Linked DNA regions of Homo sapiens: region 2 is linked to region 1. Evidence: chromatin loops called from intact Hi-C (ENCODE). Cell type or tissue: Caco-2. All regions are shown on one strand. Links, peaks and the distances in the headings refer to the core of each region. The heading gives the core; the rest is flanking DNA. Region 1 overlaps CNBD2 (cyclic nucleotide binding domain containing 2). Region 2 has its middle 36 kb from the start of NORAD.

What was found. A loop is a pair of places that touch in the nucleus more often than their neighbours do. Peaks named below come from ENCODE experiments on the same cell type or tissue, not always from the same donor. Only the 100,000 strongest peaks of a DNase experiment are listed, where the experiment ranks them.
Region 2: it touches region 1 in a loop (5-fold over the local background); 5 of 110 quality-filtered maps call a loop at or near these places.

What each region holds. Positions count from the first base shown.
Region 1 is chr20:35,985,432-36,000,479 of GRCh38, forward strand. It overlaps CNBD2 (cyclic nucleotide binding domain containing 2), which reads left to right. Exons shown (of 12, transcript NM_001365709.1): 7 at 1,964-2,102; 8 at 9,607-9,721. Among named protein-coding and RNA genes, the nearest start is that of CNBD2, 24 kb to the left of the region's middle. In Caco-2, for the core only: a CTCF peak has its summit at 9,745 (motif pointing right); a DNase peak (open chromatin) is centred at 9,750.
Region 2 is chr20:36,079,313-36,094,360 of GRCh38, forward strand. It overlaps a transcript of EPB41L1 not described here. Among named protein-coding and RNA genes, the nearest start is that of NORAD, 36 kb to the left of the region's middle. RefSeq lists enhancers at 12,064-13,016, 13,971-14,922 and silencers at 13,400-13,549, 14,270-14,479. In Caco-2, for the core only: no CTCF peak of the experiment used is centred there; DNase peaks (open chromatin) are centred at 6,059, 6,639 and 7,719.

The DNA of each region.
Region 1 (15,048 bases), core at 8,270-10,769:
CTGGGATTACAGACATGAGCCCCCATGCTCAGCCCAAACTATAAAACTATAATTCCTTTTTTTTTTTTTTTTGAGAGAGGGTCTTGCTCTGTTGCCCAGGCTGGAGTGCAGTGGCATGATCTCATCTCACTGCAACCTCCGCCTCCTGGGTTCAAGCAATTCTCCTGCCTCAGCCTCCCACATAGCTGGAATTACAGTCATACACCATCACTCCCAGCTAACTTTTTTGTATTTTTAGTAGAGATGGGGTTTCACTATGTTGGCCAGGGTGGTGTTGAACTCCTGGCCTCAAGTGATCTGACTACCTTGGCCTCCCAAAGTGCTGGGATTACAGGCGTAAGCCACTGCGCCTGGCCCAAACTATAATTCTTGATTGCATGGTAATTTCTTTACAGTTTATATACCCCCTCAGACAGTAAGCAGTATGGTGACAGAGACCAGATAGATCTGTCTTTGTCACTACTATAATCCTTATGTTGTCACACTGCCAGACACATGCAGGTGCTCAACAAATAAATATTGAGTAAGGTGAATAACAGGATATAAATAATTACAATCACATGTGAGTCAGAAAGTAAGCACCGTAACTGGGTATCATATTTAAAAGCAGAACTCATACATAGCAAAAGATTTTTGGTTTTTGAATACTTATGTGCATGAAAGGCCACGTAAGGATATGCAAGTGAAATCTCATTTAATTGCTCTTCAGTTATTTGCCTTTATGTAAAAGGAATAAAAATCCAATGAAGTATCTGCACTGGCCCTGAAAATTTGGGCTGTAGGGCTGCACAGCTACAGAGAAGTGTGATGGCCGAGGGGTCTGGTTCCTGTGGCTGGGGCTGAGAGAGGTAGCTTCATCCCCTGGAAAAGTGGGGATTTAGTCCTAAAGGGAGGAGCTGTTTTTTTTTTCCATACTGTGGAAAAATAGGTCTGGCTCCAATCTCAGCTCTTAGGTTACCAGCGATGTGACCCTAGATAGGTCACGCCATTTCTCTGTGTTTTAGCCTCCTGCTCTGTAAAATGGGGATAAGGATACCCTTCTCCCAAGGTCATGGTGAGGATGGAATGGAATGATCATGGGAAGTGTATGGCCCAGTGCTTGGTGCGTGGTAGGTACTTCTTCTATGGTGGCCCTACTTTTCTTCTGGTGTCTTCAGACCTTCGTCCCTGACATGGCACTGAGCGTGTTCACCTCTGGTGCCCTGACCTTAACTCAGTGCGCGCATTGAGGCCTGAGTCACCTTGAGTTAACCTGATTCAATGAACTCAGTCCACCTGAGTCAGTTAAGTTCTGAGCCCTTAACCTGTTGGAGGTGAGAAAATCTGAGATGATTGTTGGCAGCACTTGGAGCAGCATATGAAGGCAGGCAAGCCTGTGAACGTGGTGTTCAAGGTCAGGGGAAGGGGCAGTCACAGTGGGGTGGGTTCACCCACAGGGAGCAACAGGCAGAAAGAGTGGAGTCCAGACATGTCCCACTCTCCAGACCCAGAGCTGAGGATTTGAAGCCAACAGGCCAGGGGGACACAAGGGTTGGATGAGCTGCCCAAAGCAAAGGTAGGGCCAGAACCGCTAAGTTGGGGGACAGAGCAGCTGTGAGCTGGAGTGGGGACTAGCTTCATGAGCCACGGTGGGGAGGGATGGCAGGGCTGGAGGAGGAGAAGATTCTTGGAAGGAGGAGCAGAGGTGAGAAAAGCACAGAGGCTGGATCACCCAGGGGCATCTGAGCAGCAGTAAAGAGGGGAGCTTGGCTGGAGGGGAGGGCCTTGGGAAAAGGAGGAGGGAGCCAAGGTGATAGCAGGTAGGAGAATGGCTACAGGCAAGGCCAGGTAATTGGGCAGGTAGCAGCGAAATCTTCCACCCAGGCATCCTCCACAGGAGAAGAGTATGTGCCCTCTGCAGATTGCTAAGGTCTGGGCACCTTGTGTGATGGAGTTGATGAATTCTAACAGGCTCTTCCCACAGGAAGATGGAGCTGTTTGCATCATGGTCTGATGAGAAGCTCTGGCAGCTGGTAGCCATGGCGAAGATAGAGAGGTTCTCGTATGGGCAGCTGATCTCAAAAGATTTTGGAGAGTCACCCTTCATCATGTTTATCAGCAAGGTGAAAAGTCTGGGGGTTGGGATGAGGGTGAACCTCTGAGGAGCATGCCTAAGATCATGTCCTGTGACCTGATGGTCAGAGTTTGAGCCCTTTTCTGCAACCTGTGCAATTCACTTCCTTCTCAGAGTTTCCATGTCCCAGCTGTAAGAGGCCTGCCTCTCACAGAGCATGGCTAGAGACATTAGATATATGGCTATTGTGTTAGAAAGAGGACCAAGGGATTCTCCCGCCTTGAGCTCCTAAGCATGCTTATTTACATATAGATGCATATTTAAATTATGCATTTGGCTGTTGAATCTTAGTGATGCCAGATCACTTTTAAATTTATTTATTTATTTATTTATTTATTTTGAGACAAGAGTCTCGCTGTTGTCAGCCCAGGCTGGAGTGCAATGGCACAATCTTGGCTCACTGCAACCTCTGCCTCCTGGGTTTCAGCAATTCTTCTGCCTCACCCTCCTGAGTAGCTGAGATTACAGGTGCCTGCCACCATGCCCGGCTAATTTTTGTACTTTTAGTAGAGACGGGGTTTCACCATGTTGGACAGGCTGGTGTCGATCTCCTGACCTCAGGTGATCTGCCTGCCTCGGCCTCCCAAAGTGCTGGGATTACAGGCATGAGCCACCAGGCCCAGCCTATTTATTTTTGAGACAGAGTCTTGCTCACTCTGTGCCCCAAACTGGAGTGCAGTGACGAGATCTTGGCTCACTGCAACCTCTGCCTCCTGGGTTCAAGTGATTCTCCTGCCTCAGCCTCCAGAGTAGCTAGGACTATAGGTATGTGCCACCATGCCTGGCTAATTTTTTTTTGTATTTTTAGTAGAGATGGGGTTTCGTCATACTGGCCAGGCTGGTTTCAAACTCATGGCCTCAAGTGATCTGCCTGCCTCAGCCTCCCAAAGTGCTGGGATTACAGATGTTAGCCACCACACCCAACCTTAAATTATCTTTAAATTGTAAAAGTGATATGACCACATTAGGAAACTTTCTGGAAAAAGGGAAGAAATCATCCATAAACCCATCATCTCAGAGTAGAGTTTCAAAATGGAATTTCTTGGTATCATGATTTTGTTTTGTAAGGCAGACTTTATTCAAAGGGGCCATAGCCATAGGTATAGGGACCACTGCAATGGAGTCTTGCAGCCAGAGACAGAGATTGGACTCAACTCTCAGTATCGTAATTTTTATGGCTCCTGCAACAAATTGCATTCCAAAAGGAGAGCCCCACCTTATCTAGTGTCCAGGATGTACATTTTTGTTGGTGCCATCACAGCTCTGCCAGCCTTGCATGTCATTTTTTCAAAAGTTTTCTAGTTTAATAGGTCGCAATTGCTGCCATACTGAGGATTTGATATTTTTTCTGATTACTAGTGAGATTTATCATGTTTGTTTATGACCTACATTTTATCTTTTGCAAATTGCTTCACGTCCTTTGCCACCTTCTCTGTTGGTTGATAATGAAAAGAAAATCTCCCATTTCTCAAGTGCTTACTGTATGCCAGGTTCTATGTTTCACATGCTTCATCTCATTTTAGTCTCTATAGCCCGGAGGAGGTTAGTATTGTCATTATTCCCATTTTACAGAGGAGGAAACTGAGGCACAGTAAGGTGAAGTGGTTATCCAAGGTCACACAGCTGATGAAGTGCAGAGGCAGGGTTCAACCCAAGTCTCTCTGACTGCAAAGATATTTTCAAGAACTTGGATTTAGGATTTGGGCTGACCTTTCTGTCTGGTTCTTACAGATTAAGCCACCACAGGCATTTGTTGAGTTTTTGCCAAGGTCATGACACATTGGTCCAGGCTCTGGAGGGATACAAAGATGAAAAAGACTGGTTTTCTCTCTTTATAGATCTCCTCCACCAGATTCCACACATAGACAAAGAAAAGTGTCAATGCCAAGTACCAAGTGATTGGTGCAAACTCTGCAAGTTACAAGATTTCAGGAGAGGGAACTCTCTAAAGGCTGGAGGCTTTAAGAAGGGCTTCCTGGAGGAGGTGAGGTGGGAGATGAGCCCTGACATATTGAACCATTAGGCAAAAGGAGGAAGCAAGATTGGTTGTGTGCTGGCACTGGCTTGTACCTGCCTATGAGAGCTGATTGTTAAATTTTCAGGAATTTTGGTAAACATAGTAATTATTACAAATTAGATGCTATAAACCTACAATTAAATAAGTTATATGGAAAATTAGGAGCTGGGCATGGTGGCTGATGCCCATAGTCTTAACGACTCAGGAGACTCATGCAGGAAGATCATTTGAGCCCAGGAGTTTGAAAGCAGCCTGGGCAACATAGCAAGACCCTATCTCTAAGAAAGAAAGACAGATGAGAGAGGGAGAGAGAGAGAGAGAGAGAGAGAAGAGGGGAGGGGAGGGGAGGGGGAAGAAAGGAAGGAAAGAAGAAAGGAAGGAAGGAGCAAGCAAGAGAGAGAAGGAAAGAAAGAAAACAAGGGTAATACATACTGAAAACTCATCATTTCCTACTGATGTTACTGCATTTTTACTAGTTTTTCTCTTCAGGTTACGTCTATTGTGTCTCTATGGTAGAAATACTATGCAATTGTGAGCATCTCTTCCCCACTCCACATTCAGTGACCTCATGTTGGTAGCTTACAATTAGCCATGGTTGGATAATTTATACAATGGAATCAGCAAACACCCTAAGTCAGGTCTTGGTTTAGGGCTTTGCTGATTGTCTTAGGAAAGTGATAAAAGAAAATGCTTATAATGCAGATTAAATTTAAAAGTGGCTTGGGTCTATAGCTGCTACACTGCAAAGAGAATGAAATCGTCTAACAATATTTAAAAGCTATTATTGCTCCGGGCGCCGTGGCTCACACCTGTAATCCTAGCACTTTGGAAGGCTGAGATGGATGGATCACTTGAGGTCAGGAGTTCGAGACTAGCCTGGCCAACATGGTGAAACCTCATGTCTACTAAAAATATAAAAATTAGCTGGACATGGTGGCGCATGCCTAATCCCAGCTACTTGGAGGCTGAGGCAGGAGAATTGCTTGAACCTAGGAGGTGGAGGTTGCAGTGAGCCAATATCTCACCACTGCACTCCAGCCTGGGCAACAGAATGAGACTCCATCTCAAAAAAATAAAATAAATAAAAACAAATAAAAGCTATTATCTGGCTGGGTACAGTGGCTCACGCCTGTAATCTCAACACTTTGGGAGGCCGAGGCGGGTGGATCACTTGAGGCCAGGGGTTTGAGACCAGCCTGGCCAACATGGTAAAACCCCATCTCTACTAAAAATACAAAAACTAGCCAGGCGTGGTGGTGTGCACCTATAGTCCCAGCTACTCAGGAGGCTGAGGCAGGAGAATCACTTAAACCTGGGAGGTGAAGGTTGCAGTGAGCTGAGATCATGCCACTGCTCTCCAGCCTGGGTGACAGAGTCTCAAAAAAAATTAATTTAAAAAAAAAGCTATTATCTCATTCATCATAGAAGTTATACCATTGAACAAATGAAGTTCTGATGTACATAGTGCTAAAGCTAAAAAACATTTCAGTTTAATATAATTTATGTGAGGGTGAGAAATAGAACAGTATATCACAAGTCAGATTTAATAACATTGAATTTATTGGGAAGAGAATGGATTGGGATGCAACTTCATTTGTCCAATCATGTTTGAGTTGCAACTATAAACTGGCCATGGATACAAGATTCAGCCAAAACCCACAAAAGAATTCTGTGAGAGCTGATTGGCTGTATGGAATTTCCTGTATGGTATATTTTATTATTTATAAATTGTGTGTAACACATTCTGTATAACAGGTTTATATGCAGGCATATGTTTTTTAGGAGAGCTGGTTGTTAAACTTACCAGCACCACCAGGGGCGTGGTGTGTGTGTTGTTATTCTCGGCTCAGTCCCAGAGAACAGAATCAAGTCTAGTTAATATAAGTAGCAAAAGATTTATTGCCAGATATCAATTGGCAGTTCCTTCTCCTCCTTGATATTTGCTTCCTCTGTGCTAAAATTTTGAGGTGATCACCTCTGCCATATCTCTCCAAATTTAACTCTAAGCTCTTTGATACTATATAGCCAGAAAAGATGGGGGGATGTGTGGTGAGGGATAGAAATCCTTTACAATATTTTCTTTAATCAGCATAATGATTACATTCTGACTGGCAGAAAGCGGGGGGTGGTTCTTCATCTGTTTTGCCTCCATTGCTTCACCTGTGAAATGGTACCAATCACCCCATAAAGTCTGGTAAGGATGAGAATCAGTTTAGTACATGCTTACTCAGTGAGCATTCCTCCCGCAATCCAGTGCTTCTCAAAGTGCGGTGGCTGGACCAGCAGCACCAGCAGCACTTGGGAACTCATTTCTTCTTCTTTTATTTTTTTTTTTTGAGATGGAGTTTCATTCCTGTCGCCCAGGCTGGAGTGCAATGGCACGATCTTGGCTCACTGCAACCTCCACCTCCTGGGTTCAAGTGATTCTCCTGCCTCAGCCTCCTGAGTAGCTGGGATTACAGGTGCCCGCCACCAGGCCTGGCTAATTTTTGTATTTTTAGTAGAGATGGGATTTCACCATGTTGGCCAGGCTGGTCTCAAACTCCTGACCTCAGGTGTTCCACCCTCCTCGGCCTCCCAAAGTGCTGGGATTACAGGCATGAACCACCGCGCCTGGCGGGGAACTCATTTCAAAATGCAAATTCTCAGGCCCACCCAAGAGCTACTCAATCCAAAACTCTAGGAGGAAGGGCTCAGTGATCTGTGTTTTAACAAGGCTTCCAGGCGATTCCAATGCACACTGATGTAGGAGAACCCCTGACCTAAGGGAGGAATTTTCAAATTTTGGTAAGCATCCAGACATGTAGGGTGCTTCCTGAGGGAGGAATTCTCAAACTTTGGTAAGCATACAAACACATAGGGTGCTTTTTAAAAAGGCAGATTTGCTGTCTCACCCCAGAGATTGATTCATTAACTCTGGAATCTGCATTTGAGCAAGTGCTGTAGGGGATTCTAATGCAGGGGTGCTGAGCCTTCATTCTGAGAAAAATAATGCGGAAGTCACTAAAGGACAGCAAGGTAGGGAGCTCTTGGCCAGAAGATGAATCTGGTTTGTTCCTTACAGTGTTTTATTAAAATCTGATTTAATCATCAATGTGAAGATTTTATATAAAAATTCTGATTTCTGGCTTTTGAGAATTCAGAGGATCAGGCAACAACAAGCCATATTTTGGTACAGCACCCCCTCCCCCACCCCCCGACCCTGGTTGGAAATGAAAAGCACCAGCCCCCTCTAAAGGACTGCTCTTTTCTCTCTTTTTTTTTCCTGCCTGGCCAGCGTTTTTTGAGTGTTCATCTCTGGGAGGGAGATCAAGCTGTCCCGACTCCTGTAGTTTACTCATATTACCACTAGAGGGCAAAATCAGCTGCGGGTGGCTGGACACCCCTGGGACCTCAGAAAGCTAGAGAAGATTTCCTGATGGCATCGAAAACTTAATGCACACTTTCAACTCATTTCTAACAGTTTATCACTGGGGGACACATAGTGGAACTGTTCTCTCCATAGATGCAATTAAAGACCTACTAAATACTTGAGGAAACCGGGCTCATGTTGTTTCTCTGGCACCTGCAGTTCCCCTATAGCTCAAAAAAAAGAAAAAAAAAAGTATGCAGTAAAGATTTCAAATCTAAACTTTACAGCTTCATAAATTTTTATATATGTATACACCTGAGTGATCATTACCCAAATCAAGATAAAAAACATTTCCACTACTCCAGAAGGCTCTCCTGTGCTCCTTCCTAGACAAAATCCCCCCACAAAGCTTAATACTCTTAAGACTTATGTCACCACAGGTTACTTTTGCATGTTTTTGAACTTCATATAAATGGAATCATACAGTGTGTATTCCTTGTTTCTGACTTCTTTTGCTCAACTGAATATTTGTTATTTTTAATTTTATAAATTATGGTGTGCATAGAATAATATGTGACCATTAAACATGATACTATAGAACCATATTGTTTGGCATGAAAAGAGGTATTTGATATATTATTGAGTTTCTTAAAAAGTTACAAGAGTCTGTTTTATGTAAATGAATTCGTTGATGAAAAATTGTAGATATACATCTTATATGTTCATAGAGAAAAGTTTGAAATAATATTCACTAATATGTTACTACTAGTTATTTCTGAGTGTCAGGATTAATGTAGTTTTTATCTCTATGTTTTTATGTCTGGTTTGAATATTTTTAAACTTTCAATTTTGGAATAATTTTAAATTTATAAAAAAATTATAAGAACAGTACAAAGAACTCCTGTAGCTGGAACTACAGGCATGCACCACCATGCCCAGCTAATTCAGCTAATCTTTTTTTTTTTTTTTTTTTTTTTGGAGACAGAATTTCACTCTTCTTGCCCAGGCTGGAGTGCAATGGCATGATCTTGGCTCATGGCAACCTCCGCCTCCTGGGTTCAAGTGATTCGATTCTCCTGCCTCAGCCTCCTGAGTAGCTGGGATTACAGGCATGCGCCACCATGCCCGGCTAATTTTGTTTTTTTTTGTTTGTTTGTTTTGTTTTGTTTGAGCCAGAGTTTTGCTCTTGTTGCCCAGGCTGCAGTGCAATGATGCGATCTTGGCTCACTGCAACCTCTGCCTCCTGGGTTCAAGCGATTCTCCTGCCTCAGCCTCCCGAATAGCTGGGATTACAGGCATGTGCCACCACACCCGGCTAATTTTGTATTTTTAGTAGGGACGGGGTTTATCCATATTGGTCAGGCTGGTCTCGAACTCCCGACCTCAGGTGATCTGCCTGCCTCAGCCTCCCAAAGTGCTAGGATTACAGGCGTGAGCCACAAGGCCGGCTTAATTTTTGTATTTTTAGTAGAGACAAAATAATTTTGTGTTGCCATGTTGGCCAGGCTGGTCTTGAACTCCTGGGCTCAAGTGATCTTCCCACATCAGCCTCCCAAAGTGCTGGGATTACAGTCCGTGAGCCACCGTGCCTGGCTTATATTTAGTTCTTATGCTTCTTCAGTTACTTGAACTTCGTATGGTGAGTAAATAACATTTTCATTTAAAAAAAAAAAAAGAAAAAAAAAAAGCACCAGGCTGGGCGTGGTGGCTCACACCTGTAATCCCAGCACTTTGGGAGGTCGAGGCAGGCAGATTGCTTGAGGTCAGGAGTTCGAGACCAGCCTGGCCAACATGGTGAAACCCCGTCTCTACTAAAAATACAAAAATTAGCCGGGCATGGTGGCACATGTCTATAATCCCAGCTACTCAGGAGGCTGAGGCAGGAGAATCGCTTGAACTCAGGAGGCAGAGGTTGCAGTGAGCCGAGATTGCCCCATTGCTCTCCAGCGTGGGTGACAAAGTGAGACTCCATCTCAAAAAAAAGAAAAAAGAACCTGAAACCACTTGCATTAAGCAAATAAAACAAAATGGGATAAGATGCAATTAAGAGAGATTTTCTTCAAAGCCTGGCCTACCTGGAGCCTTAGGGGTTAACCCTTTTCCTATGTCCCTTGCTGTGTTCAGGGCAGCTGTGAAGTCCTGCGGCTGTTGGACCTTGGGGCCTCCCCTTCCTACCGTAGATGGATCTGGCAGCACCTGGAGCTGATAGATGGCAGACCTCTGAAGACCCACCTGAGTGGTAAGCTGCCTTGGCCTGTCTGACAGCAGGGGGCGCCTGGGCCTGTCCTGTTTCCAGTTCCCAGCACATAGAGCCTTAGAAATCTAGTCAGCCAGCCTGACAGCGTATATCATCTGCACCCTTCTACCAGCGGTGGAAACCCAGTCTGCAAGGCCCTGCCCTCCTTTCCAGCCTTTTTTTTTTATTGAGCCTTTTCCCTTTTGCTGTTTAGGTTCTCCCACGTGACCATCAACTCCTTGCCTCACATATCCCCCACCCTTTTTTTCACCCAGCTCTCTTCTGCTTTTTAAAATTTATTTATTTATTTGTTCATTCTGTCTCTGGATTTGCCTGTGATGGACTTTTCATATAAATAGCATCATACATTATTTGGCTTTTTGCATCTGACTTCCTTCACTGAGCACCATGTTTTCAAGGTCTATTTATGTTGTAGCAGATATCATTTCTTCATTCTGTTTTATGGCTGAATAATATTCTAATGTATGCATATACCACATTTTTTTTGTCCACTTATCAGTTGGTGAACATTTGGATTGTTTTCACTTTTTGGCTGTTTTGAATAATGTTGCTATGAACATTTGTATGCAAGTTTTTGTGTGAACATATTTTTCAGTTCTCTTGGGTATTACCTATATGCCTAGGAGTGGAATTTCTGGGTCATATGGTATCTTAGTCAGTTTTCTATTTCTATAACTGAATATCTGAGACTGGGTAACTTATAAAGAAAAGAAATTTATTTCTTATAGTTCTGGAGGCTAGGGAATCTGAGGTCGAGGGGCTGCATCTGGTGAAGGACTTCTTGCTGGTGGGGACTCTTCAGAGTCCCGGGGCAGCAAAGGGCATCACATGGAGAGGGAGCACTTCTGTCTTTGAGATCTTAGACTACACATTCTTCCTTGAAGAAGTCTTCCTGGTTTCTCATGCTGGACCAGATCTTCCATCCTCTGCTATATGCCATTCTAGTACCCTTCAAGTACCATTCAAGTACTCTTCTGTGTTATATAACCCCACTGAAATCATACAACTGAGTCTGAAATGCTTATTAAACATCTGTTTCCCTTGCTAGAATATAAGCTCTATGAAGGCTTTGCATTCCCAGGGCTTCGTATTATGCCTGGCATCTAGCAGGTGCTCAGAAGTGAATTACAGAGTTAATGGATAAACATATTTTGGCTGCTGTGTGTGGTTTGGACACATCCTAGGCTGTGAATGTATGCGCACTCTCCACAGCCTTATCCCAACTCAGTAACAAGTATGAATAACAGTGATCATTTATTGAATTCTAATTGTATGTTTATTATATTGGGCTTGACTGTTTATACATATTGCATAATTCTCATAATAGCTCTCTTTTTGTTTTTTTTTTTTTTTTGGAGACAGAGTCTCACTCTGTTGCCCAGGCTGGAGTGCAGTGGTGCAGTCTCAGCTCACTGCAACCTCTGCCTCCCAGGTTCAGGCAATTCTCCTGCCTCAGCATCCCGAGCAGCTGGGATTACGGGCACATGCCACCATGCCCGGCCAATTTTTGTTTTTTTAGTACAGATGGGATTTCACTGTGTTGGCCAGGCTGGTCTCGAACTCCTGACCTTAAGTGATCCGACTGCCTCGGCCTCCCAGAGTGTTGGGATTACAGGCATGAGCCACCGCACCTGGCCTAATAACTCTTTAAGAAGGTACGATTGTACCATCTGACACATGAGGAAACTGGCTCATAGGGCAAATAAGTAGCAATGTAGGACTGTAGAGTTGGGATTCTAACCCAGGCACAACTGGTTCCAAAGCCCAGACTTTCTTCTCTTCATAAATATCTCCAGCCTTCTTCATTCTCCATTTCCTGTTGTTGGACATAGACGTTGTCAAGTAGCAGCCTCTAGAACTGGCCAGGGTGATAACCAGGCTTGCTGATTCTAGGGTAGTATTGTTTCCATTCACAGCTCTGTAATGGCATTTTTATTTATTTTTTTCCCCTTCCATCCTCTGCAGATCTTTTTGTGTCACCCACTTGGGTCAAGGACCCCAGCCCTCAACAGATATTTGCAGTGGCTCAGATGTCTTATCTCTTACCTCCTGCTCAGTACTGGCATGCTTCCCCCCACTTCCCTTGAGATTGTAATCTGTGTATCCTGGGGCCTCCTCCCCAAGGATTGCCTTATAGATATAGCAGTCCTCCTGAGATTAGAACTGAGGCCAACACAGGGTGGCGAGGAGAAGGGCGGAAAAAGGAGAGGTTGGAGCTGAACAGAGCTGGGTTTGAGTCCCATTTATTAGCTGGGTAGCTTTGGTGAGTACTCAAAGTCTCTGGGCCTGGTTTCTTCATATCTACCTTGGGTAGTGTCATGGTTAGCAGCATAGGCTTGGAGTCCACTGCTTCTGTTTGAATACAGGGTCCTTCTCTTATTAGTGATGTGATACTGGGCAAGTGGGCCCTATGTCTAAGTGCACCAGTGCCCTCAGAGTCTGTAAAATGTAAATAATGGTCCGTACCTCGTAGGATTGTAATGACATTAAGCAAATTAATATATAAAAACTCTTAGAACACTACCTGGCTGCATAGGCAGATGGCAGATGTTTGTTATCATTACCACAACAGGCTGCTAGGAAGGCAGAGTGAGATGATGTATGCATGAGGCCTTATAAGTACTCAGTAAATGTTTCTTCTCATGTCAATTCTTGTTTGTCACTTTTCCACTGTCAATCCACCAGAGAAAAAGTTGCATCCCACAAATTTTGATATGTTGTATTTTCAATGTTATTCAGTTCAAAATACCTTTAAATTTCTCTTTTGATTTCTTCTTTGACCCATGGAATATTTAGAAGAGTGTTTAGTTTCCAAGCATTTGGGGGATTATCCACCTATCTTTCTGTTACTGATTTCTTTTTTCTTTTTCTTTTTTTTTTTTTTTTTTTGAGAGGGAGTCTCGCTCTGTCACCCAGGCTGGAGTGCAGTGGTACAATCTCAGCTCACTTCATCCTCCACCCCCCAGGTTCGAGCAATTCTCCTGCCTCAGCCTCCCGAGTAGCTGGGATTACAGGCATGCACCACCAAACCCAGCTAATTTTTGTATTTTAGTAGAGATGGGGTTTCAGCATGTTGGCCAGGCTGGGCTTGAACTCCTGACCTCTGGTGATCTGCCTGCCTCGGCCTCCCAAAGTGCTGGGATTATAGGCGTGAGCCACCACGCCTGGCCTCTGTTATTGAATTCTAAGATAACATACTTTATATGATTTGAATCCTCTGAAATGTATTAAAACTTGTTTTATGGTCCAGAATATAGTCTGTCTTGGTAAATGTTTCATTTGCATTTGAAAAAAACTTGCTGTTTTGGGGTGCAGTGTTCTATGAATGTTAAGTAGGTGAAGTTGGTTGATAGTATTGGTCAAGTCATCTGTACCCTTATAACTTTCTGTCTACTTGCTCTATCAATTGTTAATAGAGGCTGGCGTGGTGGTTCACGCGTGTAATCCCAGCACTTTGGGAGGCCAAGGCGGGCAGATCACCTGAGGTCAGGAGTTCGAGACCAGCCTGGCCAACATATAGTGAAACCCTGTCTCTACCAAAATAATACAAAAATTAGCTGGGCATGGTGGCGCATGCCTGTAGTCCCAGCTACTTGGGAAGCTGAGGCAGGAGAATTGCTTGAACCCGGGAGGCAGAGGTTGCAGTAAGCCAAGATCACGCCACTGCACTCCAGTCCGAGCGACAGAGCAAGACTGTGTCTCTCAAAAAAAAAAAAAAAAAAAAAAAAAATTCTTAATAGAGTTGTTAAAATCTCCAGCCATAATTATAGATATATTTTTCTCCTTGTATTTCTGTCTGTTTTGCCTCATATATTTTGAAGCTCTTTTATTATATGCATAGATGTTTGGGATTGAACTCTTAATTATTATGAAATGAACTTATTTGTCCCTGGTAATATTCTTTGCTCTAAAACCTACTTTTTCTGATGTAAATTCAGCCACTTCTTTTGATTTAGTGTAGCTTCCTCTTGATTAGTATTAGTTTGGTATATCTTTTTCCATCCTTTTGTGTTTAACCTATTTGTGTCTTTATATGTAAAAGTGAATTTCTTAAAGGCAGCATATAATTGGATCTTGCTGAAAGACCCAATTTTTATTGAGATGCCTAATCATTGACATTTAATGTTAATATTGATTATGGTTGGATTTGACTCTACCATCTTGCTATTTTTCTTTCTATTTGTCACATCTATTCCCTTTTTCTTCTGTTTTTCCCTGCCTTTTGGATTATGTATTTTGTATAATTCAATCTTATTTTCTTTGTTGGCTTATTAGCTGTTTGTGGTATTATTTTCACAGTTGCTTTATGATCATTGTATATACTTTTAACTTATCACAGTCTACCTTTAAGTGATATTATACCACTTCATGTATAGAATCAGAATCTTACAATGATATATTTCCATTTTCTCCTCCTAGATATTATGCTATTGTGATATATTATACTTTAATGTATATTAAAAACCTTACCATACATGGTTATTACTTTTGCTTTAAACAAGTATCTTCTTTTTTTTTTTTTTTGAGACGGAGTTTTGCTCCTGTTGCCCAGGCTGGAGTGCAATGGCACGATCTCGGCTCACTGCAACCTCCACCTCCTGGGTTCAAGTGATTCTTCTGCCTCAGCCTCCCTAGTAGCTGGGATTATAGGTGCCTGCCACCATGCCCAGCTAATTTTGTGTATTTTTAGTAGAGACAGGGTTTCACTATGTTGGCCAGGCTGGTCTTGAACTCCTGACCTCAGGAAATCCACCTGCCTCAGCCTCCCAAAGTGCTGGGATTACAGGCATCAGCCACCATACCCAGCTTAAACAAGTATCTTTTTTGTATATTTAAAAAATAATAAGAAAAGACTCTTATGTTAACCTACATAGTTACTATTTCTGATGTTCTTTGTTCCTTTGTATAGATCCAGATTTCTACCTAATAACCACTTCCTTCTGCCTGAAGTACTTCCTTTAACATTTCTTGTATTTCAGCTCTGTTAGTGATGAATTATTTCAGCTTTTCTATGTCTGAAAACTATTTTATCTTCATTTTTGAAAGAAATTTTTGCTGGATATAAAATTCTAAGTTGACAGGTTTTTTCTTTCACTACTTTAAAGATGTTGCATTAAAGTCTTTTTTGACTTGCATTGTTTTCAGCAAATCCGTTCATATTTTTATTTATTGTTTTCAACAAGAAGTCCGTTAACATTTTATTTATTTATTTATTTATATTTTTGAGACAGAGTCTCACTCTGTTACGCAGGCTGGAGTGCAATAGTGTAATCTCGGCTCACTGCAACCTCTACCTCCCTGGTTCAAGC
Region 2 (15,048 bases), core at 5,699-8,198, 91 kb after region 1:
GTTTGAGACCAGCCTGGCCAACATGGTGAAACCCCATCTCTACTAAAAATACAAAAAAATTAGCCAGGAGTGTTGGTGCATGCCTCCCAGCTACTCGGGAGGCTGAGGCAGAAGAATCACTTGAACTCGGGAGGCAGAGCTTGCAGTGAGCTGAGATGTGAGCCGAGATTGCACCACTGCACTCCAGCCTGGGTGACTGAATGAGACTTCGTCTCAAAAAAAAAAGAAAGAAAATGTACGTTCACACAAAAACTTGTACACAATGTTTATCGTGTTATTATTTCTTATAGCCAGCAGGTAGAAACAACCCAGATGTCCATCCACTGACGAATAGCTAAACAAAATGTGGTATATCCATACAGTGGACTATTATTCAGCCATAAAAAGGAATAACACTGATTCACACTACAACATGGATGAACCTTGAAAATCTTACGCTAAATGAGGGAAACCAATCACAAAATAACATATATTGTATGATCCATTTATATGAATAAATCAAGACAGAAAGTAGATTAGTGGTTGCCAAGGGATAGTAGGAAGTTGGGAATGGGGAATAACGGTTAATAGTGTGACTGCCCAGTGTGCTCACCTTGCCCACTGCCAAGACAGAGCCGATTTATCAAGACAGAGAAATTGCAATAGAGAAAGAGTAATTCATGCAGAGCCGGCTGTGCGGGATACCAGAGTTTTATAATTACTCAAATCAGTCTCCCCAAGCATTCGGGGAGCAGAATTTTTAAGGACGACTTGGTGGGTTGGGGGAAGCCAGTGAGCCAGGAGTGCTGAATGGTCAGGGATGAAATCACAGGGAGTCGAAGCTGTCTTCTTGAGCTGAGTCACTTCCTGGATGGGGGTCACGAGATCAGATGAGCCAGTTTATCAATCTGGGTGGTGCCAGCTGATCCATCAAGTGCAGGTCTGCAAAATATCTCAAGCATTGATCTTAGGAGCAGTTTAGAGAGGGTCAGAATCTTGTAGCCTCCAGCTGCATGACTCCTAAACCTTAATTTCTAATCTTATGGCTAATATTAGTCCTACGAAGGCAATCTAGTCTCCAGGCAAGAAAGAGGTCTGCTTTTGGAAAGGGCTGTTATCGTCTTTGTTTTAAACTATAAACTACGTCCAGGCACGGTGGCTCATGCCTGTAATCCCAGCACTTTGGGAGGCTGAGGCAGGTGGATCACTTGAGGTCAGGAGTTTGAGACCAGCCTGGCCAACATGGTGAAATGCTGCCTCTACCAAAAATACAAAAATTAACCGGGTGTGGTGGTGGGCACCTGTAATCCCAGCTATTCAGGAGGCTGAGGCAGAAGAATCGCTTGAACCCAGGAGGTGGAGGTTGCAGTGAGCCGAGGTCATGCCATTGAACCCCAGCCTGGGTGACAGAGTGAGACTCCGTATCAAAACAAAAACAAAAAAAACCTATAAAAACTATAAACTAAGTTTCTCCCAAAGTTAGTTCAGTCTATGCCTAGGAATGAACAAGGACAGCTTGGAGGTTAGAAGCATGTAGAGTCGATTAAGTTAGATCTCTTTCACTGTCTCAGTCATAATTTTGCAAAGGCAGTTTCAATAGGCATGGGATTTCTTTTTGGGGGTGATGAAATGTTCTGGAATTAGAGAGTGGTGATGGTTTCACAACTTTGTGGATATACTAAAAACCAACTAAATTGCACACTTTAAAATGATTAATTTTATATGTTAATTATATCTCAAGAAAAAGTACAGTATATGATAGTAGGCACCCATGTACATACTACCTAATTCCAGAAAAAAACTGTTACAAATACCATTGCAATTTCCTATGTACTGTTCTTCCATCCCATTCCCCTCCCTCTCTACCCAGAAGTGGCCACTACCGTGAAGTTGGTGTTTATCATGGCAATTGTCTTCATTTATTTGGGCTGCTATCACGAAATACTTTAGACTGAGTATCTTATACGCAACAGAAACTTATTTTTCACAGTTCTGGAGGTTGGGAAGGCCAAGATCAATGGGGTGAGGGCCTACTTTCTCACAGACTTCACGTTTTTACGGTGACCTCACATGGTGGAAGGGACCAGCTAGCTCTCTTAGGTCTCTTTTATAAGGGCAGTAATCCCATTCATGAGGGTACCCAATCATCTCCTAAAGGCCTCATCTTCTAACACTGTCACATTTGGGATTACGTTTCAATGTATGACTCTTGGGGACACACAAACATTCAGAGCATAGCAGTAATACATGTCTTTATAACTTTTAACAAATGTATGAGTATCCCTAAACAATATATAGCATTGCTTTGTATGTTTTTAAGCTTAATATACATCACATAAGTTGCATCCTCTGCAATATTCTTTTTTCCTACCAACATTATGTTTTTGAGAATTATCCATATTCTTTTTTTTTTTTTTTTGAGACAGAGTCTGGCTCTGTCGCCCAGGCTAGAGTGCAGGGTGTGATCTCGGCTCACTGCAACCTCTGCCTCCAGGGATCAAGTGATTCTCCTGCCTCAGCCTCCCGAGCAGCTGCGATTACAGGTGCCCACCACCACACCCAGCTAATTTTTGTATTTTTTTGTAGAGACAGAGTTTCACCATGTTGTTCAGGCTGGTCTCCAACTCCCGACCTCAAGTGATCTGCCTGCCTTGGCCTCCCAAAGTCCTGGGATTACAGGTGTGAGCCACTGTGCCCGGTGAATTATCCATATTCCTACCACTCACTGCTGTGTAGTATTTCATTATATGACTACACTATAATTTATTTTGTATATTTACCTATTGGTGGACATTTAGACTGTTTCTAATTTTTCAATATTTCAAACAATGCTTCAGAGAACATCTCCAACAGGTTTCCTTTTGTGCATGTTCATTTCCCTGGGTTTTATATTCAGGAGTAGGATTGCCGAGTCAAAGGCCTGCACATCTTCTACTTCGTTAGCTATTGCCACAAGTCCATTACTAGTCAGGTGGAGCGTTTTCATATGTTTATTGGCCATTTGTATTTCTTCAGTGGCTTAATGTTCACATCCTTTGTCCATTTACCTAATATAAATTTGTTAGTAATTCTTTACATATTTTCGAATTCTCATCCTTTGCCAGCCAAAACATTGCAGAGATTTTCTCCCATTTAGTAGTTTGTCTTTTTCCCTTTATGACATCTTTTGATGCACAGAATTTCTACATTTAATCTGGCTGACCATATCAAGTTTTTTCATTTTTGATTTGTATGATGATTAATTTTATGTGTCAATTTGACTGGGTCATGGCATGCCCAGATATTTGGTTAAACATTATTCTGGGTGTGTCTGTGAGGGTGTTTGTAGATGAGATTAACTTTTGAATCTGTAGACTGAGTAAAGCAGATTGCCCTTCCCAAGTGGGTGGGCCTCATTCAATCCATTGAAGGCCTGAACAGAACAAAAAGGTGGAGTAAGAGAATTCTTTCTCCCTGTCTCACTGTGCTCATGCTGGTACTTTTGTCGTCTCCTGCCTTTGGACTTTTTTTTGAGACAGGTTCTCGCTGTCACACACGTTGGAGTGCAGTGGTGGGATACCGGCTCACTGCAACCTCCGCCTCCTGGGTTAAAGCAATTCTCTTGCCTCAGCCTCCCGAGTTGCTGGGATTATAGACTCCTGCCACCACACCCAGCTAATTTTTTTGTATTTTTAGTAGAGATGGGATTTCACTATGTTGGCCAGGCTGGTCTCGAACTCCTGACCTCAAGTGATCTGCCTGCCTTGGCCTCTCAAAGTGCTAGGATTATAGGCATGAACCACTGCACCCGGCCTGTCTTTGGACTTTTATCTGGACCATTGGCTCTCTTGGTTCTCAGGCCTTTGGACTCAGACTAGAACTAAACCATTGGCTCTCCTGTGTCTCCAGCTTGCTGACTACAAATCTTAGGGCTTAGCTTCTATAACCACATGACCTAATTTTTTATAATACTCTCTCTCTATTCTATTGGTTCTGTCAGAGGCGTTTGAACCAGAGCAACTCCATCTTGAGTAGGTGCTAGGTAAAATAAGGCTAAGACCTGCTGGGCTGCATTCCTAGCTGGTTAGGCATTCTAAGTTACAGGATGAGATAGGAGGGCACAAGATACAGGTCATAAAGACCTTGCTGATAAAACAGGTTGCAGTAAAGAAGCCGGCTAAAACCCAGGAAAACCAAGATAGCGACAAGAGTGACCTCTGGTCGTCCTCACTGCTACACTCCCACCAGCACCATGACAGTTTACAAATGTCATGGCAATGTCAGGAAGTTACCCTATATGGTCTAAAAGGGGAGGCATGAGTAAACCACCCATTGTTTAGCATATAATCAAGAAATAACCATAAAAATGGGCAACAAGCAGCCCTGGGGGTTGCTCTGTCTAAGGAGTAGCTATTATTTTATTCCTCTACTTTCTTAATAAACTTGCTTTCACTGGGCATGGTGGTTTATGCCTGTAATCCCAACACTTTGGGAGGCCGAGGCGGGTGACCTGAGGTCAGGAGTTCAAGACCAGCCTGGCCAACATGGTGAAACCCCGTCTCTACTAAAAATTCAAAAATTAGCCAGGCATGGTGGTGGGTGCCTGTAATCCCAGCTACTTGGGAGGCTGAGGCAGGAGAATTGCTTGAGCCTGGGAGGCAGAGGTTGCAGTGAGCTGAGATCGCGCCACTGCACTCCAGCCTGGGCGACAGAGTCTCCATTCCCCCCATCCCCCCAACTCCAAAAACAAACAAACAAAAACACAACTTGCTTTCACTTTACCCTATGGACTTGCCCTGAATTCTTTCTTGTGCAACATCCAAGAACCCTCTCTTAGGGTCTGGATCCAGACCCCTTTCCAGTAACACTTCTGTTTTTCTGGAGAACTCAGAGTAATACAATTTGTGACTGCGTCTTGTTAAGGAACTATTTCCCTACCCTGAGGTCCTGAAGATGATTTTCTTTAGTTTCTAAAGATCATAAAGTTTTGCTTTTCAAATTCAGGTCTTTAATCTAACCGGGGGTTATTTTAATGTATGCTACAAGGTAGGAAGCCATTTTATTTTTTTTCCAAATGATTAACAAGTTGTTCAGTGTTATTTTAAAACAATCCATCTGTATTAGTTTCCCAGAGCTGTCATAACAAATTACCACAAGCTGGGTGGCTTAAAACAACAGAAATTTATTTTCTCACAGTTCAGAAGGCCAGAAGTCTGAAATTAAGGTGTCAGCAGCACTGGTTCCTTCTGAAGATTCTGAGGGAGAAAACCTCCCATGCCTCTCTCTTAGCCTCTGGCGGTTGCCAGCAATCCTTGGCTTGTGGACACATCACTAATCTTTCTCTCCATCTTCACATCGTTTTATATTCTGTTTCCCTGTGTCTTCTCCTCTTCTTATAACGACACCAGTCATTGGATTTAGGGCCCACCCTAAATCCAGGATGAGTTATTCTTAAAATCTTGAGCTAATTACATCTGGAAAGACCCCATTTCCAAATAAGTTAATATTCTGAGGTTCTGAGGGGACATGAATTTTGCGGGGTACACTATTCAGCCCACTATATAGCATCATCTTTTGCTACTCTTTTGCAAATTCTATTTCTGTTGTTTATCCAGTGTCCATTTATGTGTGGGCAGAGTGGTCATTTTATAATATAAATCTCTGATGAAATGGTTAGACATTTTTCATGAGATAATCTTATTTAATCCTCACAGCAGTGCCGTGAGGTAGATGCTACTAAAATCACCTACTGTTGAGAGGTGTGCCAGTCAGCATTTGCTAAGTATGACGTGATAACAAACAACCCCAAACTCTCAGTGACTTACAAAAAGCCAATTGCTTTCTTCATCACATTACACATCACAGCTGTAGATTCACTGCAGCTTTGCTCTGTGTCTTTTCATTCCAGGGTCCAGGCTGAAGGTGCAGGCCCTATCCAAGACACAACATTTCCAGTGGCAGAGATAAAAAAGTAAGATTTCAGACTCAAACATGCAATGGCACTCCAAGTTTCTGCTTCGAACTGGCATGTATCTCTCTAGCTCACATTTCATTGGCCAAAGGAAGTCATGTGGTTAAGCTTGACAATGGGCTGGGGAAGTGCACTCCTTCCTCTGGAAGGTACACAAGTCACATGGCAACTGGCTAGGATGGATAATTCTCTTACTGGCCAAGGGAAGGGCAAATAATGGAGAAAAATAATACGTCAACCACAGGGGTTGAGTAACTTTCCCAAGATCAAACCACTGGGAAGGGACAGAGGCAGATTCAAACTCAGACAGTCTCCAAAGCCATAGTGAACTCCATGGCTCCCTACTGCCTGTTAGATGGAATCCAAATATATTTAAGCTTTAGGGCATTCCTGCAGCCTGGAGGGCCCTTCTACCTAATTTGTGTGCTGAATTCACTCTTTAAGGCTCCACTCCAATCTCAACTCCTTGGACTCACTCTTATTTGTCATGTGTTCCCTCTGCTCTAAGGCCCTTGTACAGTGTTCCCAAATGTTTGCAGTATTTTGGGATGAAAGGAGTGAGGGGCACAAGCTGCAAGTGGACTGTGCTCCTGAGGATGAGAGCACTTTGCCTACTTTTCCACCCCTCTAAACTAAGCTTAGTATCTTGTGCTTGGGTGACTCTGACAGGTCAGCCCCGCATGACTCACTCTGTAAGCCTTCAGCGCGGGTCACCACAAGGTCCTGGTTTAGGGTGTGTGAGTTGGTGGGTGGGGAGGGGAGGTGGAAATTAACTTTCACCTTTCAGGAACCTTTCCCTTCCCCAGGAGAAGGACAAGTGTAAGTCCTTCCCTTAAGTAGTCTGGGCAAGTCTCTACTCATCACTCCTAGGAGGACTGGGGAGGTCCTGGAAGGTGCAGAGGAGGAAGCTCTGAGAAGTAGAAACAGCACCAAACTGCACCATAGAAGACTTTACTAATTTGTCCAAATGACAGAATTTACCTTCTCTGAGCTTCAGTTTCCCCAGCTATAAAGTGGCAACAACACTGATCTTGCCCTCCTCCCTAAGTTGCTACAAAAAGACATAGTAAAAATCTTTAGGGTGCCGGGCAGGGTGGCTCACGGCTGTAATCTCAGCACTTTGGGAGGCTGAGGCAGGCAGATCACCTGAGGTTAAGAGTTCGAGACCAGCCTGGCCAACATGGTGAAACCCCATCTCTACTAAAAATACAAAAATTAGCCAGGCATGGTGGCAGGCACCTGTAATCCCAGCTACTTGGGAGGCTGAGACATGAGAATCGCTTGAACCCGGGAGATGGAGGTTGCAGTGGGCAAAGATAGTGCTACTGCACTCCAGCCAGGGTGATGGAGCAAGACTCCATTTCAAAAAAAAAAAAAAAAAAAAATCTTTAAGAATGCAGCCTTGAAATCGCACAGACTTGTACTGGAATCCTTCTCATAAGCTATGTGACTGAGAAAGTTATAGATCTTCATAAGCCATTACAGCTACCTCCCAGGGTGAGAAAATTATGTAAATAAATTTCCTAACATATACTAAGTACTCAATAATGTTGGCTATTCCTATATGAGATGATGAAACTTATTATTATATAGGGAAAGTCCCAGACGAGGACCCATTTTTGAACATTGAAAGGAGGGAGTACAGAGGCTAACTTTTCTTAGAATTGGTTGCTTCTTTTAGCCAAGTATAAGGTGTGGCTCAAAGGAATGAGGAAGCAGTTAATGAGGTGACAGGGCACAGAATACTGTTTGTCTTCACAGATCTTGGGGGAGGGATACAGTGGTTAGCTGACCTTCCCAAAAGATCAGAGATCCTGGTGTCTTGTCCACCCACAGATGCAGGCCACTTGACTCTGTCCTGTCCCCTCCTACCAGTCCAGTCACCACGTTCTGGTGAGGCTGCCTTTGAAATAATAATAACAATGGTACTTGTACTAATGATATTATTACTTTGAAGTGTATGAAGGCTTTCTAATACATCATCCCAGTTATCCTTCATTATCTCTCTCCCATTCACAGAATCCAGAGTTAGGAAGGATATTGCAGATCATTCTGCATTTTACAGATGGGATCTCTGAAATTTGAATAAAGGAAGGGATCTACTCAAGGGCTGGGATTTACCTGAGACTACACAATAAGTTAATGGCAGGGGCAGGACTAGAACCTGCAGCTCCTGACTACCAGCCTAGTGCCAGTGCCTCTTTCAAGTCACACTTGCATTGGCTTTCCATTCCCATGGCCTCCCAGTCTATTCTTTTTTTTTGTTTTTTGTTTTGTTTTGTTTTGTTTTGAGACGAGTTTCGCTCTGTCGCCCAGGCTGGAGTGCAGTGGTGTGATCTCGGCTCACTGCAACCTCCGCCTCCCGGGTTCAAGCAATTCTCTGCCTCAGCCTCCCAAGTGGCTGGGATTACAGGCACCCACCACCATGCCTGGCTAATTTTTTTGTATTTTTAGTAGAGACAGGGTTTCACCATGTTTGCCAGGCTGGTCTTGAACTCCTGACCTTGTGATCCACCCTCCTCGGCCTCCCAAAGTGCTGGGATTACAGGCATGAATCACCGTGCCCAGCCCCAGTCTATTCTTTTATCTCCTGGACCACTGCAGTGGTTTCCTACTGGTCCTGCCTGCCTCTGATCCCTCCCCACCCATTTCTTCTACACATACAGTCACATAATTGTCTGGAAGCACAGCTTTGATCTTGTCTTTCCCTTCCTAATAGAACTTGCCCATTTTTTCAACTTGAGAGGTCACCAGGATCCTAGTTCAATTTCCCAATGAAGACTTAATCTTTCCTTGAATACATATATTGACAAGGAGTTCATCACTCCCAAGGTGGTCCATTCCATTCTTGGGTAGCTCCAACTGTTAGGGAGTTCTTTATAGTGAGCTGAAATTGTCTTCCTGGATATCCCCCCACTGGAGGTGATGTGATGGAATTCTCTTTTTTTTTTTTTTTTTTTTGAGACCGAGTCTCACTGTGTTGCCCAGGCTAGAGTGCAGTGGTACAATCTCAGCTCACTGCAACCTCCGCCTCCCAGGTTCAGCAATTCTCATGTCTCAGCCTCCCGAGTAGCTGGGACTTACAGGCATGAGCCACCAAGCCTGGCTAATTTTTTTGTGTTGTTAGTAGAGACAGGGTTTCACCATGCTGGCCAGGTTGGTCTCAAACTCCTGGCCTCAGGTGATCTGCCTGCCTCGGCCTCCCAAAGTGCTGGGATTACAGGTGTGAGCCATCACACTTGGCCCCTTTTTGTTTTTTTTTTTTTTTAGACAGAGTTTCACTCTTGCTGCCTAGGCTGGAGCGCAGTGGTGTGATCTTGGCTCACTGCAACCTCCACCTCCCAGATTCAAGACATTCAGCCTCCCAAATAGTTGGGATTACAGGCATGTGCCACCACGCCCAGCTAATTTTGTATTTTAGTAGAGACGGGGTTTCACCATGTTGGCGAGGCTGGTCTCGAACTCCTGACCTCAGGTGATCCACCTGCTCGACCTTCCAAAGTGTTGGGATTACAGGCGTGAGCCACAGCACCTGGCCAATGGAATTCTTTCGTATCCATTCTGGCAGCAAATCTGTAGTCATTGTTTCATAGGAACCAGGTCCTGGATGGACTAGGTGCTGAGGAGAACAGCATATAAATTTGATATGGATCCTTCCCTCAGAGAGGGTGGCCTAGGAGTTTGCTAATGCAGAATTTTTTGTTTTGTTGATTAGACCTAAACGAAAGGAAACAAAGCAAATCCTCTTTCTGTATGATAGTCCTTCAGAGGTGTGGAGATAGTCACCATGTCTACTCTGTGCTTTCCCTTCTCCAAGCTATTTAAATCATTCATCATACAGCATGGCGTCCAGGTCCTCTACGTTCCGGTCTCCTGTAGACATGCTCCAGTCCCCCTAAGAATATGGGGCTCACAAATGAGCTTGGTGGTCCAGCTGTGATCCATCTAGGGCAGAGCTGGCCCAACTTTTTTTTTTTTTTTTTTGAGACGGGGTCTCACTCTTGTTGTCCATGCTGGAGTGCCGTGGTGTGATTTTGGCTCACTGCAACCTCCGCCTCCTGGATTCAAGGGATTCTCCTGCCTCAGCCGCCCGAGTAGCTGGGATTACAGGAGTGCGCCACCACGCCTGGCTAATTTTGTATTTTTTTTTTTTGAGACAGAGTCTCACCCTGTTGCCCAGGCTGGAATGCAATGGCACGATCTCGGCTCACTGCAACCTCCACCTCCTGGGTTCAACCAGTTCTCCTGCCTCAGCCTCCTGAGTAGCTGGGATTAAAGGCACGTGCCACCACAACTGGCTATTTTTTTTTTTTTTTTTTTTGTATCTTTAGTAGAGACAGGGATTCACCATATTGGCCAGATTGGTCTCGAAGTCCTGACCTCGTGATCCGCCTGCCTCGGCCTCCCAAAGTGCTGGGATTACAGGTGTGAGCCACTGTGCCCGGTCAATTTTGTATTTTTAGTAGAGACAGGGTTTCACCATGTTGGCCATGCTGATCTCAAACTCCTGACCTCAGGTGATCTGCCCGCCTGCCTCGGCCTCCCAAAGTGCTTGGATTACAGGCATGAGACACTGCGCCTGGCCTCAACTCTGGTTTCCGTTGATAGAATATTCATATTCACTTTCTCCTCCTTCCTTTCTTCGCTTTCTCCTTCCTCCTTCTCTTTGTTCCCTCCTCCCTCCCTCCCTCCCTCTCTCTCTTCTTTACTCCTTTTCTCCCTTCCTTTCTTTCTTTTTGGCAGCACGTTGCATTGTTGAGCTTGAGGTCAACTAAAACCTTTAAGTCACTTTCACTGTAATTACTGTTGATTGAGATTCTTTCTACACTGTATTTGGGGCACTTGCTCATTTGGAAGGGCACTGTCCAATATGGCAGCCATTGTGGCCATTCAAATTTAAAGTACTTAAAATTAAATACAATTATTATTTTGCATTTCCTCAGTTGGACTAGCCACGCTTCAAGTGCTCAATAGCCACAGAGGGCTAGTAGCCACTGTATCAGACAGCAAAGATTCAGGACATTTCCATCATCATGGAAAGTTCTGTGGGACTGCTCTGGTTTGGACCTAAGAGCAGGAGTTTATACTTACAATCTGAGGCACGTCATCTTGAGAGTTCCAGCTCAGCCTCCAAAACTGCTGAGAGCTTTAAGAAACTGATTCTGGTTTCCGGAGTCTTCATTTTCCCTCCCAACCTCATGACAACAGTAGATTTGATCAACGTTTCATACCTTCCTCTGCTTCATCTAAAACCAACTGATAAAAATACCCAGCAGAACAGAGAGGCTTGCAATCGAGCCCTCTATGTGACACCCTGCTCTCCAGTCCCATGCGGCAGTTGTGCAGTCATTTAACAAATTAGGCCTATATCCTAGGTGCTGTGCTGGGTACCAGGTACCTACAAGGAAGTCAGAAGACATCAATTAAAAAAAAAAAAGAGTCCTGCTGAGTTGGGTGCTCTAGTAGTTCAAATGTCTTTGCTTCCCATTCAAGGCTGCCTCTTCTGTCTGTTTTGTGGTTGTTAAAAGTGGAAGCTTGGGGCTGGGCACGGTGGCACACACCTGTAATCCCAGTGCTTTGGGAGGCCGAGGCAGGCGGATCACTTGAGTCCAAGAGTTTGAGACCAGCCTGGCCAACATGGTGAAACCCTGTCTGTACTAAAAATACAAAAATTAGCTGGATGTGGTGGCATACACCTGTAATCCCAGCTACTCAGGAGGCTGAGGCAGGAGAATCACTTGAACCCAGGAGGTGGAGGTTGCAGTGAGCCAAGATCGTACCACTGCACTACAGCCTGGGTGACAGAGTGAAAGTCTCTCTCAAAAAGAAAAAAAAAAAAAACGGAAGCTTGGGAGTCAGCTTCCCAAGTTTGGATCCTAGCTCTGCCACTTTAGAAGCTATGTGATGTCTTTGTGTTTCTGTTTCAGCATGCATAATGTGGGAATAAGAATAACCTCTAATGTTATTGTGAGAATTAAACGAATTAATGCAAATAAAGATCTTAGAACAATAAATATAGTAAGTGTTCCTAACCGGTGAGTTATTATCAGTTCTTATTGTTAATCATAATCTTCCTTCCTGGACAAGCCATGTTCAGTCCTGCTTTGGGGCCTCAGTTCCTTAGTTTTGCCCTCCCTTAGTTTGTGTAAGTCCTTGGAGGCCCAAGCCCTGCCTCTCCTTCCTGCTTTCTTATGTTCTCAGCTGCTCACTTTGCACCTGCTCTTAGTATCCTATACCTGAGGCATGGACCACAGTGAAGAACCAGAATTGTTGGGCTTCATCTTGGCTCTGTGCTGCCTGGAGGGGAGACCTAGGATAGGCTCCTGATCTGCAAAATGGGGATAATCCCAGCTGCCACTTAAGTGAGACAAGTAGGTGAAAGCTACTTAGCAGGCCTTTGCATGTCTTGACTTCCAGTAAAACCCTGGCAAGTGAATGACATTTGCATCTTCCCTGTTTCTTCCTTTAGCATCTAACAAAGGAGGCTCAGGCTCATTATTCCGGGCACTTCTGGAGGGCCTGGCCCTGCCCCAGGAGCCCTAGGGCAGGAATTCCTTTCTTTATCTATAGAAGGCAGACACTTCATCCCTGCCCCATCTTCTTTCAGATGCTATCTTGGGCTCGCTGAACACGGGTTAGTTCCTCCTCTCTCCTAGCCTCAGTGTGTACTCCAAGAAGGACCTAAAGGAGCGCCTATACGGGCCGTGGTGGTTATAACCCTAATTTAGAAAAGCCCATTACTTTGGGGGTGTTTGGGCTTGTGGAGGGTGGGCGTCGGGATCCCAGAGCCAGGGACTCAGCCCTTGGAGAGTCCCCAGAGAGTCCAGAGGTTGCCACCTGCGAGGGGCTGGAACGCACTGGGCTATCCTCCGCGAGCCCTGGCCGCGGGAACAATGGGAGCGCGGCGTGGAAAAGGGTGGGCGTGGGCCAGGTCCTGGCTGGAGGTAGACGAGGTCGGCGAGCTGGGCGCGGGGCCGCGGGGTTACCCCGGGGCACCGGGCACAGAGCCGAGAAGTCTAAGCTAGGGAAAATCGAGGTCGGCGCTGGCGGGAACCCGGGAGGACGTGGGGGCCCCGGGTGGGGTCTGCTCCTCTTCTTCGCCCGGCCTCTGAGCCCGCCGCAGCTCAGGTTGACGCCGGGCCCACGTGGGGAAGCCGGCGGCGGGTCCCCAGCGCCGGGAGGGTTCGCGGGGCTCAGCCCCTTCCTCTGCTCCCCTCCCCGGGACCGGCGCGCGGCCCCAGCTCCGGCGGCTCCGGCGGCTCCGGCGCTCCCCTGGTGTTGGCTGCTCGCCGCCGCTGCTTGCTCGTTCGCCCGCCCGCTGCTGCTTGGGGGGCCGGGATCGCCGCCGCCTCCTCCGGGGGAGCCGGCCGGGGCGGGGCGGAGCGGCGAGAGGGGGTGTGGGGGGCGGGCGAGGAGGGGGCTGAGCGCCGTGGGAGGGAGAGCAGGAGCGAGCGCGCGAGAGAGCGGGGCATTTCTGCGCAGCTCTAGCGCGCCTCGGAGCCCGCCGGGGCAGCCGCCGGACACCAGGACCGCGAGCCAGACAGCTCCCGGAAGCCGCGCCGCCGCCGCCAGGTTAGCCGCACCCGCCGTCCCCCTCCGCGTCCCGGGGACCCCGCCGCGTCGGGTCCCGCGTGTGCGTGTGGGGTGGCCGCCGAGGGCGGCGGGCTCGATTCCCGATCTTTGGGCACTGACAGGCCGGCGGGCCGGCTCCAGGAGCCGCGGGCTTCGGTTCGTGTGTGTGGGGACTGTCGCGGGTTTGTGTGTCGGGGCTCCAGTCTCTGGGTGTGTGTTAGGTGTGAGCGCGCGTGTGCCCGTGGATCCGTGCGAGCGGCTGCTCGGTGTGCGCGCGCGTGCGTGTGTGCGCCGGGTGTGCATCTGTGTGTGCGTGTGTGAGGGTGTGTGCCTTGCGTGTCTTCGCGAGTGGTGCGTGCGTATCTGGGTGAGGGTGCGTGTGTCTGCGTGTGTCTGTCGGTGAATGTATCTGTGAGAGGGTGTGTCCGAATGTGTAGCAGTGTGTACACCTCTGGGTGAGGGCGTGTGCCAGTGGCTTCGCTTGTGGCTGCAGCCTGTGGCGGGTGTGGGTGTGTGTGTGCGCGCGCGTCGCTGTGTGCGCGCCAGTGTAACTCCCGTGTGTGCGCGTGTGAGTGCGGGTGTGCTCCCGCGTAGCCCCCGTGTGCGTGTGCGCGGCTTTGTCTTCGCACTGCCGGGAGGAAGCGGTGGGGGCGGCGGTCCAGGCGCCGCCGCCGCTGGGAGCTGGGCACCTGGCCTGGGCGGTGGGTGGCGGCGGCGGGGGTGTCCCTTCCCCGTCGGGCAGAGACTCCCTGCTGGCAGGTGGGCGGCCACACCCCGGGGGTCGGGGGAACTGGGCTGACAGCAGAGCCCGCGTTCTGACCTGAGCTGGAGAGGAGGGCGTGTCCTGCTTGAAGCCCGTGTGCGTGCGTGCGTGCGTGTGTGTGTGTGTGTATGTGTATGCGTGCGCGCGCGTGTGTGGATGTGGGTGTGGGTGCGGGGTGGTGGTGGTAGCAACAGCAGTTTCCAGGCTGGTGACCAGCCGGTTCAGGGATTCATTTCCTGTTGTGGCCAGGGGACATGTCCCCTCCGGCCTCCCCCCAGCCCCCCACCAGACCTAGCCTGTGCCAGTCTCACCCGTGCAGGGCTCTGGGTGGGTGGGAAGGTAGGTGGGTAGAAGCTCAGGTGCCCTGAAAAGGACTAGGAGGGAGAACCACTCTCTTAAAGGGCCAGCTCCTCACTCCAGGGAATCCCTCCTCAGGAGACCTCTCTACTTTGAAAGAGATGTCTCTGGGTATGTCCATACCCCTTTCTCCAAGTACTGGTGCATACAGGCATTTCTAGATCTGTAGTCTGTGTGCATGTGTCCTCCCTGTGTACTTCTTGTACATTTGGGTGTATAGTGAACAGTGAAAATGTATCTCTTGATGTATATGTGTGTGTGTTTTTATAGGTTCTGGTATATTTGTTTTTATGTATGTGTAGTTGTTTGTATATTAGTCTGTGCATGTGGGTTTGCAGAGAAGTGGCATTTTGCTGCCAAATGGAATAGAAGAGAAACATTCTGTACCGGGCCACGCCATTTTTGAAAAACTGCGTGAAAAGGAAGT